2 separate regions of the Homo sapiens genome follow, and region 2 is linked to region 1. Evidence: chromatin loops called from intact Hi-C (ENCODE). Cell type or tissue: Caco-2. All regions are shown on one strand. Links, peaks and the distances in the headings refer to the core of each region. The heading gives the core; the rest is flanking DNA. Region 1 has its middle 68 kb from the start of LINC02934. Region 2 overlaps LINC02934 (long intergenic non-protein coding RNA 2934).

Region 1 (2,918 bases), core at 263-2,762:
TGTTCCCTGAATACCTCTCATCTTAACCCCAGGAAAGTAATTAACTGGTTATTTCTGGAAGGTAGGATTTGGGATCATGCATGGCTAAAATGTATTTTTTTTAACTTCTTCTCTCTGTTTTTTTTTCCTGTGCACACATTTTTTTTAATAAAATGAAGCCATTTAATCAAATAATATAATTTTATTCTCAACATTCCGTGCACCATAATCTCTTGGGAGCTTAACAAATCGCTTGGGTACCATCTCCAGAGACTCTGATTGAGTTGGCTTGGGGGTGGGGTGGGGGCGTGGGGATGGGTAGCGTTTAGTGACTTCCCAGCTGATTCTTATGTGTGGCTAGAATTAAAAACTCCTGTCTCAGAGAGCAGTTCTCAAACTTGTCTGCATATTGCAATGTCCCGAAGAACTTCAGAACACCTGTGCCTGGGACCACCATAGAGGTTCTGATTTAATTGGTCTGGGGGTGCTGACTGGGTTTTGGGTGTGTTAAGATTTCCCCAGGTGATTCTGAAATGGAAGGGCTGGGTAGTATCTCTGAAGAGTTTTTTGGGGGAGTTCTTAATGTTGCTGTCTTACTAAGGAGGTGTACCAACCTGCCCCTGCTTTCTGTTAAATGAGAGTTAATAAGGTGGGATTGCTCTAAACCTTGAGCACAACTGATCATAATGCTAGAAACAATAGTCCCTCCTCCTCAGGGTGAAATAACAATGTTACAGGGACACCAATTATGAAGATAGGTTGTGTTTTTAATTGTTGAGAAAATGATGAGCTTGAAGGAGATTTTGCTTATTAAGACTGCTTTACCTTTATAAATGACTGTAAGTAGATTCATCAAGAATTGGGAGCTGCCTTGAGCTACAAACAAGCCTATGCAATAGGTACTAATAGTTGTTTTTAGCCTCCAGTTATTTTTGTCTTTTCTTTTTGCCTTTTTAAAAAGAGGGTGGGAGTGAAGAGGGCTCCCTATACTTCTGTCTTAACAGACTGTCACTATGATGATGTCCAAGTTGAATTCTGAATTTTCTTTGGTTAGACTAGCCCTGTAGCTTTTTAGAATTATTTAAAAGGGCTGCCTTCTTTGTTACAACAAAAAGTCTTCTTGGAGGTGTGAGCGGTTGAGCTCCCCCAGTGTGGTGGGTGCTAGGAAGGGCCTCTGGGGCGAGGTCTGCAGGTGGGCTCTTTAGCAGTGAGGCTGCAGCGAGACAGGACCCTGGGTCTGGAGAGCTTTCCAGCTCCAGCCAAGTCTGGCTTCCTACTTCTCCACAGAAGCCACTTGGGAGCAGTGTGGCCTTGCCTATGAGGGAGGCTCAGGGAACCTTCCTGGAACTGACCGGCACAGCCAGGGAGCCTGGAGCCCCTGCCTGATGACAAGTGAAATATTTCACAGAATATAAATCTTTCCTCTTGCAAATGCTCCTTTGGTGAGAAATCAGACAGCAGGTAAGAATTGGGCAGAATCCTTGTCCCAGCAAATAAAATGAAAGGATAGAGCCTCCCATCTTTGTTCTGTGATATGATAGTATGAAGTTTGTGGAAAAGAAGATTTCCTGCTTATGATGGGTCCATTGATCATAACAGGCTCCTGAATGGGAGACAATGGTATCTCCCTTTATCTCACTGACAATAGAAAGAGGTGCGGGGAGAGGGGGAAGGACAGAGAAAGAGAGAGAGAGAGAGAGAGGCTCCCATCAGCCTGATGTGATGATATTTCACCCTGTGACTGTTTCCAGGTTGTAAGCTCTTCTGACAAAAGTCAAACAGAAGAACAAATGACTAAGGCCTTTTCAGTCTAGTTCTTGTAAGCAACTGTATGAACTTTGCAATGTTATGCTTGTTCTAGGTCTTTGAATTAGACCCTTTACCATGCACACTTCTCACATCAAAGAAGACCATATATAAAGTAGTATTTTGCAGTATTATTATGACATGTCTGTGACTGTGTGATTAGCATTGTATCCACATTTTTGGCCCTCTTTACTTTTTCAGGCTTTTAAGATTTACTTAGAAAGGGAGAGAAGAAAGGATATACAGGGAGCTGGGGGTAAAAGTCAAGGGAGCAGTTGGGAAGAGACACAGGAAAGGGAGAAGAATGAGATGACTAGAGGATTCTCCTCCAATTTGCCAAGGTCATAGGGAAGCAGGAGTTGAAGTGTAAGCCTTGTAACTTGATTTTTTGGCTAGCTGTGAACTACCTCTCAGGTAACACCCTTTTCCAGGTATTATCTAATGCCAACATTTGCTCAATTTCATTGCAGTCATCAATCCTTTGCTGAGAATAAACCCAACTTTGGAAGGAGAGTAGGAGGAGTTGTCAGATGGGAGAACAAACAGATCCCACTGGAAGCTTCAGCTTCTCCCTAAAAGCAGGAGTAGATAAGGACCCCTCACTGCCATTTTTACTGTCCTGCATCTGAGGTGGATTTCCAGAGTTTCTGAGATGCATCCAGATCCTGACAATTCGAGGCTCATGGCCAGATTGGACCCAGCACACAAGCTTGCCTATCTCCTCTGCTGTCCCTTCCTCTGAAGATTAGAACCAGCCAGTGCCAGGTGTGCCAACCAAGATGTGTCCTTTCTTGGTGCTCTTGGGAGCTTCTTACACCCCAGGCTAGAGGGTGCCCCTTTGGTCCTAGGGGTGATCTGGTATCTCTCTTGCTTTTGGGATTCTGAGGGGTCCTGACCTCTCTGGGGCAAAATGGAGATTTCTAATCATGTGCTATCTGAATTTAACCTAAAAGTCAGTAAGCCACCACCCCAGCTGTTTCTTCAATGAATCCCTAGGGAGACATGGAAGCAAACAAATTTGGGCTCCATAACTTTGACTAATAAAGGTCAAAAGTCAACTGAAACCAGACTTACAAGAAAGTGCTTCATCATAGGGGTGAGATTCAGGACTTCCATGACAAACTGTTAGGGGC
Region 2 (2,918 bases), core at 133-2,632, 79 kb after region 1:
AGTTGTAGAAGCATCATAGGCAGAAGGGTGAGGTCTAGAAGGCAACTAAAATAACGATGACTCATACCATATTGACATATTCACCTGTACCTTCATTGAAAAGTTGCTAATTTTTCAAGACCCAAAATTTTAAACAGTCTCTCTCCAGGTAAGTTCACTTGTTTCCCCTTCTCTGCCCTTGAACACAATCCACACTGCTACAACAGCTGTCTTCTCTTTGCATTGCGATTAGTTTCCTCTTCATTGGATTATAATCTCCTTGGACACAGTGTCTTATTCAAGTTTGTAATTCTAGCATTGAATCTGGGACAGTCTTTTGAACATGTGCTTACTGATGGTTAAGTTGTGTTTTTCAAAAAGAAAGTAGTTGAAGGAGGGATGAGAGGGCAGGAATGAAAAAGGCAACTTATACAAGGTTACTACCTAGCCAGGAGTGGGACAGAGAGGCACACCAAGGTCATTAGGCTCTTTTCACTCCATCACATTGCCAAGAAATAATTAGAACCTTAGCATACTGAAAACTTTTTATTTATTTATTTTTTTTAGACAAGATCTTGCTGTGTCACTTGACCACGGCTTGTAATGGTTAATATTGGGTGTCAACTTGACTGGATTGAAGGATACAAAGTGTTGTTCCTGGGTGTGTCTATGAGGGTGTTGCCAAAGGAGATTAACATTTGAGTCAGTGGACTGGGAAAGGCAGATCCACCTTCAATCTTGGTGGGCGCCATCTAATCAGCTGCCAGCATGGCCAGAATAAAAGCAGGCAGAAGAACGTGGAAAGACTAGACTGGCTAAGCCTCCTGGTCTGCATCTTTCTCCCATGCTGGATGCTTCCTGCCCTTGAACATGGGACTCCAAGTTCTACTCTTGGTCCTTCAACTACAGACTGAAGGCTGCACTGTAGGCTTCCCTACTTTTGAGATTTTGGGACTCTGACCGGCTTCTGTGCCCCTCAGCTTGCAGATGGCCTATTGTGGGACCTCACCTTGTGATCATGTGAGTCAACACTCCTTAATAAACTCCCCTTTATATATACATCTATCCTATTAGTTCTGTCACACTAGAGATCCCTGGCTAATACACAGCTTCTTGCAACTTTGAACTCCTGGGCTTAAGTGATCCTCCCACCTCAGCCTCTCCAGTAGCTGCCATGCCCAGCTGATTTTGAATTTTTTGTAGAGATAGTGTCTATGTTGCCCAGGCTGGTCTCATACAACTACCTCAAGTGATCCTCTGGCCCTGGTCTCCTATAAAAACTTTTATGGGAGTGCTATCTTCCTATTCAGTTGGCTCGTACACTTTACAAGTCACTTTACTTGTGAAAGATTGAGCAAAAAATGATTTTGCTTACATTAATGATGAAAAAGGCATTGATTTTTTTTCTATGTAGTTTTGTCTGCTGAAGGAAATGGAGATTATACATTTGCCTATTGTATTTTCTTTTTTATGTTGTTCTTCATAGAGCCACTCATCAGAGACCCCATACACTTAGCTAGTATCTCTAGGCAAGGCCTTATGCCTTATATAATTCCTCCTTTTCCCTTTCCTTCAAAATGGATGAGTCCTGGGTGCCCGTCTCTGAGCACCCTGCCCTCTGCTGGTGAACCTTCCATGCCTTCTTGTTCCACAGATGCATGTTTATGTTCTCAGGCTGCTCTCTTGAGTGTTATGGGGTTGGATGGGGGACCTCAGGCTCCAGAACTCTTTTGGAACTTTCTGAGTACAATTTTTAGGTCCAGTAATTACTAGCAGAGACTCTGAGCTGTCAGTGGTTAGAGTCCAATCATTTTGACAGAAGAAATTGTAAGTCAGAGTCGTTCTGTGAGATTATAATAGAATTGTAGAGCTAGAAGGTAGCTTAGAAATGGTCCAATCTTTTCTTTCATGGTTATAGAAATTGACGCTATAGAAAGTTACACAACACGGGACAGAGACAGGTCTAGAATCGGGCTTTCTGATTGCTAGCTCATTACTTTCTCTACTACATGCACCAAAGGCAAGTTTTCACTCCTTTGTTGCTATTTTCTGTCTTAGTTCCTGATGGGGTCCCTTAACTCCTCACTTCTTTGGGAAAGAAATTCACCCCCCAATTAAAAAAAAGACAACATATAAAAGTAAATATTCATTTTATAAATATGCATATCAATTAAATATACATTTATTTTAAATACATGTGTTAATTATGTTACATCAGATCACAATTAACAGCAAGTGATGATTTGCATATAATCAAGCTTGTATATTAATCAGTTGTCAATCTCAAATGCCATTTTTCTTCATAGAGCACCTTCCATGGAGGCATATCAGGGCCAGGGATTTGAAGCAAGTGATCCCCCTACATATTTGAGAGTGTGCTGCTCTGTAGCTCTGTGCTACTTATCTTCTGTCTTTGGCCCCCTGGAATCCCATTTTTAGTCCTTCAGTTAGGTCTGGTTGTTCTCAGCCTTCCCTCCTAGAATCTTTTTGAAGGAGGAGAGAAGTTTCTGTTTGTCTGGTTGCTCTTGCTCTGTTCTAAAGGATTTTCTAGACCATGGAGGCTGTTTACTAGGTTACAGGTGTCCCACTGAGAGGGACAGGAAAGAAGAGAACTAGTAAGTGTTTCAACTGGAAAGAAACTTATAAATACTAACACAAATCCTTCACTTAGTAGATAAGTAAGCTAAGGCCCACAGATGTTAAGTATCTTCCATAGGAAGTCTAACCAAAGTCTTTTGAATCTCTAACCTCTTCCTGAAGTCATCAGCATCCATTTTGCTCCTGCAGACCTCCGCCTCCCTTACTTGCCTGTAGCACTTATTAAGATGCAACTTACGTGGCATGCTTGTCACGTGTAACTTGCTCCTCTCAAGAGATGGTTTTCTAACTCTTCTGTAACCACCAAAGTATACAGTAAGTGCACCTGGTATGCAGTAAGT

The links. Peaks named below come from ENCODE experiments on the same cell type or tissue, not always from the same donor. Only the 100,000 strongest peaks of a DNase experiment are listed, where the experiment ranks them.
Region 2: a loop joins it to region 1, with 18 times the contacts of the local background. A loop is called at or near these places in 4 of 110 quality-filtered maps.

What each region holds. Positions count from the first base shown.
Region 1 is chr2:65,720,951-65,723,868 of GRCh38, forward strand. No RefSeq gene overlaps it. Among named protein-coding and RNA genes, the nearest start is that of LINC02934, 68 kb to the right of the region's middle. In Caco-2, for the core only: no CTCF peak of the experiment used is centred there; a DNase peak (open chromatin) is centred at 1,301.
Region 2 is chr2:65,799,598-65,802,515 of GRCh38, forward strand. All of the region lies in intron 1 of LINC02934 (long intergenic non-protein coding RNA 2934), which reads left to right. Among named protein-coding and RNA genes, the nearest start is that of LINC02934, 11 kb to the left of the region's middle. In Caco-2, for the core only: a CTCF peak has its summit at 1,644 (motif pointing left); no DNase peak of the experiment used is centred there.